2 separate regions of the Homo sapiens genome follow, and region 1 is linked to region 2. Evidence: read pairs that join two places in POLR2A ChIA-PET (ENCODE). Cell type or tissue: K562. All regions are shown on one strand.

Region 1 (5,000 bases), 160 kb after region 2:
ATATGGACCTGACCCTTTCCCAGTTTTCCCCCAAGTCGGTAATAACACCACCAGTCACTTAGCTGCCCCAGCCAGAAACCTAAGTGTTAGTTCTGACTCTTCCCTGCCTCTCATGCAATGTATAAGCAACTCGTCTGGTCTCTAATCTGCTTTCTTTGTCTTCTCTTCCTGTGTTTCTCCACTGCCATACCGTAGAACACCCCTAAAACTCCAAAGATTCATTCTCTTTGCCTCTTTTTTGTTGTGGTGGTATAATTCGTATACAATAAAAGTCACACTTTATTTAAGAGTTGTGGCTCACACCTGTAATCCCAGCACTTTGGGAGGCCGAGGCAGGTGGATCATTTGGGGTCAGGAGTTCAAGGCCAGCCTGACCAACATGGTGAGACCCTGTCTCCACTAAAAATACAAAAATTAGCCGGGTGTGGTGGCGGGTGCCTGTAATCCCAGCTACTTGGGAGGCTGACGTAGAGAATCACTTGAACCCGGGAGTGGAGGTTACAGTGAGCCAAGATCATGCCACTGCACTCCAGCCTGGGCGACAGAGTGAGACTCTGTTTCAAAATAAATAAATAAATAAATAAGTAAATAAATAAATAAATAGTTGGGGTCTTGCTCTGTCACCCAGGCTAGGGTGTAGTGGCATAATCATAGCTCGTTGCAGCCTCAAACTCCTGGGCTCAACTGATCCTCCCGTCTCAGCTTCCCAAGTAGCAAGAATGAGAGGTGTGTGTCACCATGCTCAGCTAAATTTTTTATTACTTTTTATAGAGATGGGTTCTTGCTGTGTTGCTCAGGCTGGTCTTCAATGCCTGGCCTCTAGTGATCCTCCCACCTTGGCCTCCCAAAGCACAGGAGTTACAGGCATACTCACACTTTTAAAGTGAAAAATGTAATGCATTTTGACCAATAAATATGCCCATGTAGCGACTACCACAATCACTATATAGAACACTTTTATCACTACAGAAAATTCCCTCGCGCCCCTTCTCAGTGACTCACCTGTTGTCCTCCCACAGACACCTACCACCAGGAAACCGCTTTTCTGATTCACATCACCACAAATTAGTGCTGTCTGTTTTAGATCCTCATAAAAATGAAGTCATACTGTGTATATTCTTTTGGGCTTGACTCCTCTTGCTAAACGTGCCTGTGAGAGTCATTCATATGATTGCGTGTATTAAGTTCGTTCCTTTTTATTGCTGCCAAGTATTCTGTTGAATGGATATACCACAGTTTGTTTACTCATCCTTTTGTTTTAAAATAATAATAATCCACTTCCCGGGCTGAAGCCATCTTCCCACCTCAGCCTCACGAGTAGCTGGGACCAAAGGCATGCACCACCAGGCCGGGCTAATTTTTGTATTATTTGTAGAGATGGGGTTTTGCCACGTTGTCCGGGCTGATCTCAAACTCTTTGGGCTCAAGCAATCCACCCGCCTCAGCCTCCCAAAGTGCTGGGATTACAGGCATAAGGCATGGCACCTGGCCCTACTATCATTATTGTTTGTAGAGACAGGTTTTCATCATGTTGCCCAGGCTAGTCTCAAACTCCTGGGCTCAAGGGATCCACACACCTCAGCCTCCCAAAGTGCCAGGATTACAGGCATGAGCCACCGCACCCAGCCTCTTCCTTGTGTTAATTGACATTTGGGTTGTTTCCAGTTTGGGGCTATTATGAGTAAATCTGGTATGAACAGTTTTTGTACAAGTCTATTTTTGTGGACAGTGGGCATGTGTTTCTATTTCTCTTGGATAAATACCCAGAAATAGAATTACTGGATCACAAGGTAAGTGTATATTTGACTATATAAGAAACTAGAAAACATGTCTAAAATGGTTGTACCCGGTTGCATCTCAACCTCATCAAGAGTTCTAGTTGCTGCCTCTCCTCAGCAGCTTTGCAGGTGTTCATTCTTAGCCCATCAACACCGTTCTCCATACAGCAGCCTTAATTTTTTTGAGACAGTCTCGCTCTGTCACCCAGGCTAGGGTGCGGTGGCATGATCTCGGCTCACTGCAAGCTCCACCTCCCGGGTTCATGCCATTCTCCTGCCTCAGCTTCCCGAGTGGCTGGGACTACAGGTGCCTGCCACCATGCCTGGCTAATTTTTTTGTTTTTTTTTTTCTGTTTGTTTGTTTTAGTAGAGACGGGGTTTCACTGTGTTAGCTAGGATGGTCTCGATCTCCTGACCTCGTGATCCACCCGCCTCAGCCTCCCAAAGTGCTGGGATTACAGGCGTGAGCCACTGAGCCCAGCCCAGCCTTAATTCTTTTTCTTTTTTCTTTTTTTTTTTTCTTTCTTTCTTTTTTTTTTTTTTTTGAGATGAAGTTTTGCTCTTCTCGCCCAGGCTGTAGTGCAATGGCATGATCTCGGCTCACTGCAACCTCTGCCTCCCAGCCACAAGTGATTCTCCTGCCTCAGCCTCCTGAGTAGCTGGGATTACAGGAGCCTGCCACCATGCTTGGCTAATTTTTTTGTATTTTTAGTAGAGACGGGGTTTCACCATGTTGGCCAGGCTGGTCTCGAACTCCTGACCTCAGGTGATCTGCCTGTCTTGGCCTCCCAAAGTGCTGGGATTACAGGCTTGAGCCCCCACACCTGACCTCTTTTTCTTTTTTTGAGACAAGGTCTAGCTGTGTCACCCAGACGGGTGTGATCACAGCTCACTGCAGCCTCCAATTCCCAGGCTTAAGTGATCGTCCTGCCTCAGCCTCCTGAGTAGCTGGGACTACAGGTGTGAGCTGCCATGCCTGGCTAATGTTTATTATTATTATTTGTAGACAGGGCCTTGTTATGTTGGCCAGAGTGGTAATTTTTCTGAAAAGGAAAAGTGAGATCATCTTCTTTTCTGCTTAAAATAGTAGAAAGGATTTCCAGGGCTCTCGATTTAAAGCCTGATACCTTTAACATGTTCTATAACATCTCCCTGATGTTATCTTATAGTCCTTCTCTCTTGCCTACCATGCCTCAGGCAAGCCTGCTCCTCCTCATCTTTCCCCTCTCAATCCAAATGTAACTTCCTCAGGACTTTCCTGACCAGCACCTGCCTTAACTCAAAAGGTCTCCCTCCCAGTTATATATTCTAAAGACATCCTCTACACCTTCATAGCATTCATCACATTTCTAATGAAATATTACTGTCGCTTGTTTAAATTTTTTTTTTTTTTTTTGAGACAAGGTCTCACTCTGTTGCCTGAGCTTGAGTGCAATGGTGCAATTATAGCTCACTGCAGCCTTGAACTCCTGGGCTCAAGTGATCCTCCTGCCCCAACCTCCTGAGTTGCTGGGACTACAGACGGACACTACCACACTCAACTAATTTTTATTTTTTTTTTATTTTTTTAATTTTTTTGAGATAGGGTCTCATTCTGTCACCCAGGCTAGAGTACAGTGGCATGACTGCAGCTCACTGCAACCTCTGCCTCCCAGGTTCAAGTGATTCTCACCCTCAGCCTCCTGAGTAGCTGGCATTACAGGGACCTGTCGCCACACCCAGATAATTTTTATATTTTTAGTATAGATGGGGTTTCACTATGTTGGCCAGGCTGGTCTTGAACTCCTGACCTCAGGTGATCTACCCACCTCCCAAAGTGTTGGGATTACAAGCGTGAGCCAGCAAGCCCAGCACCAACTGATTTTTAAAATTTTTTGTAGAGATAGGATCTCCCTACGTTGCCCAGTCTCAAACTCTTGAACTCCTGAGCCTAAATGATCCTCTCACCCTGGCCTCCCAAAGTGCTATGATTACAAGTGTCTGCCACTGCCCCTGGCTTTGTTTAATCTTTGGTACTCCTGATTTTTTTGTAAGCGCCAGGAGAGCAAAGGCCATATCTGCCTAGTCATCAGTACATCTCCACCTCTAGCACAATGCCTAGTACATATTAGGCCCTCAATAATACTTATTAAATGAATAAATAATTTTCCATAGTCTGCTTATCTCTTTTTTTCCTTTTTCTTTTCTTTTTTTTTTTTTGGAGACAGAGTCTTGCTCTGTCACCCAGGCTGGAGTACAGTGGTGCGATCTCGGCTCACTGCAACCTCCGCCTCCTGGGTTCAAGCAATTCTCCTGCCTCAGCCTCTTGAGTAGCTGGGATTACAGACACCCACCACCATGCCCGGCTAATTTTTGTATTTTTAGTAGAGACGCAGTTTCACCATATTGGACAGGCTGGTCTCAAACTCCTGACCTCAGGTGATCCGCCCGCCTCAGCCTCCCAAAGTGCTGGGATTACAGGTGTGAGCTACTGCACCCAGCCTGCTTATCTCTCTCAATCCAGAAATCCACATCACCACCAAAGAGGTCTTTCTAACTAGTTAATCTGATAAGGTCCTGCTGGTGCTATGAATTCTTGAATGGCTACATTCTATAGAATTATACCTGAAACCCCTTGTGTAGCGTAAAAGATTCTTCAAGAACTCTTGCTACCTAACCTGGCATATTTCTGACAATCCCTATATTGTGCTTCAGCAATAGTGAATTATTACTAGTTTATTGTGTTTTTCAAAGCCTCTATGACTTGAACATGTTATTTCCTCTGAATGGAAGTCCTCTCCTATTATGTCTACCTAACAAACTCCTGCTTCAAAGCCCAGTTCAAATGCTACCTCCCTTGGTAAGCCTTCCCTGAAATGCTCTGGATCTCATAAGAATACAGATGTGAGTCAAGTACCAATAGAAATATAGCTATCATTCCTGCCCCCTCCTATTCAGGTGGAAACACAGTCCTCTGAAAAGAACGCCTTGAGCATTTAGGGCTGGAATCTCACATGCTCTCGTGAGATAACTCATTTTATCCAGGCACTGCCAGCAGAGAAGGCTTCTGGGAGTGGAGACTTGTCTGCTGCATTCAGTGTTGTATTCTCCAGTACCTAGAGTAGTGCCTGGGAAGTATTAAGTTTGGAATTCATATTTGTTGAATACGAAGAATGAACAGGCAGGCCGTGGGGGCACATGCCTGTAGTCCCAGCACTTTGGGAGGCTGAGGTGGGTGGATCA
Region 2 (5,000 bases):
CAACCTCCTTAACCTCCCTGATCCTCCAGTCCCCACCTGAGACCACAGGTGTGCACCACCACATCCAGCTAATTTTCCATTTTTCATAGAGTGGGGTCTTGCTTTGTTGTCCAGGCTGGTTTCAAGCTACTGGCCTCAAATGATCTTCCCACCTCTCTGTCTGTATTCTTTAGTATTTAAAAAGTATTCTTATACTTCACATTTTTTTCATAATGCTTCTTCTACCTGGAGATCTTGTTCATCGATTTTGCCTAAGACACAGCAAACCCTTCACACCTAGCTAGATATATCATCCTCCTTCTAAGAAAAGTTTTCTTTTGTGATTACTTTAATTATTTACTTTGTTCCATTTTTTTCTGACCTTTTTTCTAAGAATAAACATTTCTCAAAAAGCAAAAACAGAAAGAAAGAAAAAGAATAAACATTTCTCAAATGGTATATCTCTGCTCTCTATCTTCTATATTTGTCATCTTTTCTTTTATAATTTTATTATTTATCCCTTTTCTCTGCATTTTATTAGAACTCCTGTTTGTTTTCAGCCGGGCGTGGTGGCTCATGCCTATAATCCCAGCACTTTGGGAGGCCAAGGCGGGCAGAAGATGAGGTCAAGAGATGGAGACCATCCTGGTGAAGATGGTGAAACCCCGTCCCTACTAAAAATACAAAAATTAGCTGGGCATGGTGGCGTGTGTCCGTAGTCCCAGCTACTTGGGAGGCTGAGGCAGGAGAATCGCTTGAACCCGGGAGGTGGAGGTTGCAGTGAGCCAAGATCATGCCACTGCACTCCAGCCTGGGTGACAGAGCGAGACTTCATCTCAAAAAAAAAAAAAAAAGAACTCCTATTTGTTTTCATCCTGGGTTTGATTTTCTTTAGCGTTTGTTCTGCTCTTTACATCCACCTGTGGGGAGTTTAATTCTGCTAATTTTTTTAGAAAATTTTAGAAAATGTATTGTAATCTTCTGTAATCTTTTTCCTTTTTATCCGCTTCTATTCTCCCTTCACCTCAGTTTGTCCTCTACTTCTATCTTTCATACATGTTTCATAGAGTTCAGGATTCCAAGCATGGCACTCTCTTGATATTTTCTTCTGAGTCCTAAAATATATAATTTTCAGCACTATATTCTGCCATCTTTCAGGATTTTGATCCCTTTCGCTTTTCTGTGTTTTCTATATTAGTTTTCATAGCCTTTTTTTTTTTTTTTTTTTTTTTTTGAGACAGGGTCTCACTCTGTCTCAAAGCGAGACCAGGCCGGAGTGCAGTGGCACAATCTCAGCTCACCGCAGACTCAACCTGCCAGGCTCAAGCCATCCTCCCACCTCAGCCTGTCAGGTAGCTGGGACTACAGGCACATGCCACCAAACCTGGGTAAGTTTATGTTTATTTTTTGTAGAGACAGTCTCACTATGTTGCTCAGGCTGGTCTCAAACTCCTGAGCTCAAGCGATCCTCTTGCTTTGGCCTCCCAAAGTGCTGGGATTACAGGTGTGAGCCACCACACTCGGCCTTTGTTGTAGTCTTTAAGGCTTAATGAGTGGCTTACCTCTAAAAGATAGAAACCTGTGGAGAGTAGTGTCCCCCGCTTAACAATAATAAGAAGTTGGCTAATCAACAAAATAACTTCCCCTGAACCTATCAGAGAGCTGAGGCCATAGAGCAACCAACTGGCCTGAGATCTCAGAAAACACAGGAGCCTCCAAAGAGACATGACCGTTGGCAGCAAAACAAAGACAGGATCACCACACAAGCTGGTACGAAGAATTGGGCGAATATTTTGAAATGAAATGCTAAAGTCTAGGTGTGGGCTAGTGCTAGAGTTTAAAGCTTCTGGGCTGGATGCAGTGGCTCACGCTTGTAATTTCAGCACTTTGGGAGGCCGAGGCAGGTGATTGCTTGAGCCCAGGTGTTTGAAACCAGCCTGGGCAACATGACGAAACCCCATCTATTTAAAAAAATGAAAAAAATTAGCCAGGGATGGTGGTGCACACCTGTGGGCCCAGCTACTTGGGAGGCTGAGGCGGGAGGATTGCTTGAGCCCAGGAGGCAGAGGTTGCAGTGAGCCAAGACTGTGTCACTGCACTTCAGCCTGGGTGGCAGAGTGATACCCTGTCTCGAAACAAACAAACAACAACAAAAACCTCTGTAAGGAAAAGCTGTCTCTTCACATTCTTTTATTTATTCATTCAGTTATTTTTCCATATTAGTATAGAAAGAGATTTTTACTTGAAAAAAAAAAAAACAGTGCCAGGTGGGGCAGCTTGGGGAGGCTGAGGCAGGAGAATCACTTGAGGCCAGGAGTTTGAGATCAGCCTGGGCAACATAGTGAGACTCTATCTCTACAAAAAAAAAAAAAAAAAACAAAATAAAAAAGCAATTAGCTCGACATAGTGGCCTATGTCTGTAGTCCCAGCTACTCAGGAGGCTGAGGTGAGAGAGTCACTTGAGCCCAGGGGCTCAAGGCTGCAGTGAGCAATCATCACAGCACTGCACTCCAGCCTGACTGACAGAGCAAGATCCTGCCTCAGAACAAAAAACAAAAACAAAAACAGTAAGTTTCCACAATAAGCACATTTCTCTTCTAGCTAAAATAACCGTGCCTCAAGCAAAGCACCTGTGACAAAAAATTCCCCAGTAGTATGCTCTTTGACAGCTAGGTTTGCCGTTCACAGTGTGGAGAGCAGATATCCCTGCTGGAGAGAGGTGCTGTTGTCCGCCCCAGTGACCCGGGGACCCCACTTACTGTAGCCCATCAAGGTGAGCGCTCCTATAAGCATGATCAGCGTCTGCAGGGCATCCGTGTAGATCACAGCAGCCAGGCCACCTGGTGGGATGAGCACGGAGGTGAGGGTCAGGGAGTCTAACGAGAAGGGGTTACTCTGGGTCACCAAGGGAACCTGGAAGGCCAGGACCCGATGGGAGATTTCTTAGTGCTGACTGATTGCAAAGATGGCCACGATCACTCCTCCCTGTGTGCACGCCCATTTTGCAATGTGACTTTGCTGCTCCTTTCACGTTGAGGTGAAGTTGATTTCTCCGCTTCTCACATGGGCTTGGCCACGTGACTTGCTTTGACCAATAGAATGTGGGGGAAGTGGTATGGGCCTCAAGGAGCCCTGCAGCTTCTGCACTTACTCTCCTGTTGCCCTGAGACCATTTGCTTTAAGAAGCCAGGTCTAACCTAGTGAAGGAAGAGGGCCCCCACGGAGGGGAAGCCCAGTCGACAGCCCAAGCTAACACCAGCCATGTGAGTGAGGCCATCCTCTTCCAGCCAGTTGCTCCACCTAACACCGAACTATAATTCGCAGAGCCAGGTTAGACTAGCAAATATCCACCCAGGAACCCATGGACTTGTGGGGAATAATAAACCATTGATTTTTCAAGCCCCTCAATTTGTGGGTGGTTTTTTAACACAGCAATTTTCAACTGATATAGGAAGTGGTGCTTAGGCCACAGTCCCCAAGCTCTGAACACCTTTAGTTATTTATTATTTATTTATTTATTTTTTAGAGCCAGGGTCTCACTCTGTCAACCCAGGCTGGAGTGTAGTGGCGTGATCATAGCTCACTGCAGCCTAGACTTCCTGGGCCCAAGTGATTGTCCTGTCTCAGTCCCCCAAGTAGCTAGGACTATAAGCATGAGCCACCATGCCTGGCTAATTTTTAACTTTTCTCTAGAGATGGAGTCTTGCTATGTTGCCCAGGGTGGGCCCGAACTCCTGGCTTCAAACAGTCCTCCTGCCTCGGCCTCCCAAGGTGCTGGGATTACGGGTGTAAGCAACTACACCCAGCCAACACCTTTATTTTTAAGACTGGATAAAGGATGTGAGTATTAGGTATTCAGAGGCCCCCTAGACTTCCTGGAGAGGATCGTGATGGTGCCTCAGAGGATTCTTGTTGGGTTTGCCACCTGCAAAAATCTTCGAAATGGGCTGGGAAAGATGGCTCATGCCTGTAATCCCAGCACTTTGGGAGGCTGAGGCAGACAGATCACCTGAGGTTAGGGGTTCAAGACCAGCCTGGCCAACATGGTGAAACCTTGTCCCTACTAAAAATACAAAAATTAGCCAGGTGTGATGGGGCATGCCTGTAATCCCAGCTACTCGGGAGGCTGAGACAGGAGAATCACTTGAACCCAGGAGGCAGAGGTTGCAGTGAGCCAAGATCGTGCCACTGCACGCCAGCCTGGGCAACAGAGCGAGACTCCATCTCAAAAGAATAAATAAATACATAAAAATTCATAATGATGATCCTGGTAGCAAATCCATCAGCATCTGGAAAGAGCAATCTTTCCAGTCTCTTCCTTAAACCTCTGTTCTTCCTCCTTCCCTGAGGAGAAGGGACACTTATCCAATAGAAACATGTCTACTAGAGGGCACAGTCACTGTACAATTTAAAAACCCTGTGCCCGTGGGTGAGGTGCTCTCCAGGATCCCTCCTTCCTTCCCAGCAGGAATAGGGCTCTCACAAAGGGGAGGAGAACTGGCTTTGATTCTGGCCTCAGTTCCCTGCCGTTCACGCATGCAGTGAGTCAGCCTGAGTGTGGTGAGATCCTGGTGTTGGGTACCACTTAACCCCACCATCCTTTCTATATTAACAGTGATGAGAATCTCTCATATGCCAGGCACTGTGGGGATCATTTTGTTCAGTCTTTCACCAAATAGCCGGTGAGCTCCCCACCAAGTTCTACGTGGTAGGGATGCAGAGGCCAACAAAATGGCATGTTCCCTGCCCTCATAGAGTCTACAGTCTAATGGGGGACACAGACCTCCAAACAAGGAACACCAACATTCATCAGCTATGGCAGCCTGCCCTCCCCTTTTCCCCTGCCCCAGGCACATTGCTTCTGCTAGTTCTGAGAACTCAGCCAAGGTCTTTCTGTATCAGGGGACTTTGCATATGTTAGATTTTGTCAATTTTCTGTTTAGAGCATCCAATAGTATTCCATGGCACTTAGAACAAATGTAAGGCTCATTTTGTTTCCTTCAAAGCTCTGGTCCCTGCCC

The links. Peaks named below come from ENCODE experiments on the same cell type or tissue, not always from the same donor. Only the 100,000 strongest peaks of a DNase experiment are listed, where the experiment ranks them.
Region 1: POLR2A ChIA-PET joins it to region 2 with 5 read pairs; 2 of 35 experiments call an interaction of 5 or more read pairs at or near these places.

Annotation. Positions count from the first base shown.
Region 1 is chr16:24,718,015-24,723,014 of GRCh38, reverse strand. It overlaps a transcript of TNRC6A not described here. Among named protein-coding and RNA genes, the nearest start is that of TNRC6A, 9.1 kb to the left of the region's middle. In K562, no CTCF peak of the experiment used is centred here; no DNase peak of the experiment used is centred here.
Region 2 is chr16:24,881,870-24,886,869 of GRCh38, reverse strand. SLC5A11 (solute carrier family 5 member 11) reads right to left here. Exons shown (of 17, transcript NM_001352248.3): 9 at 2,739-2,819. Among named protein-coding and RNA genes, the nearest start is that of SLC5A11, 38 kb to the right of the region's middle. In K562, no CTCF peak of the experiment used is centred here; a DNase peak (open chromatin) is centred at 3,069.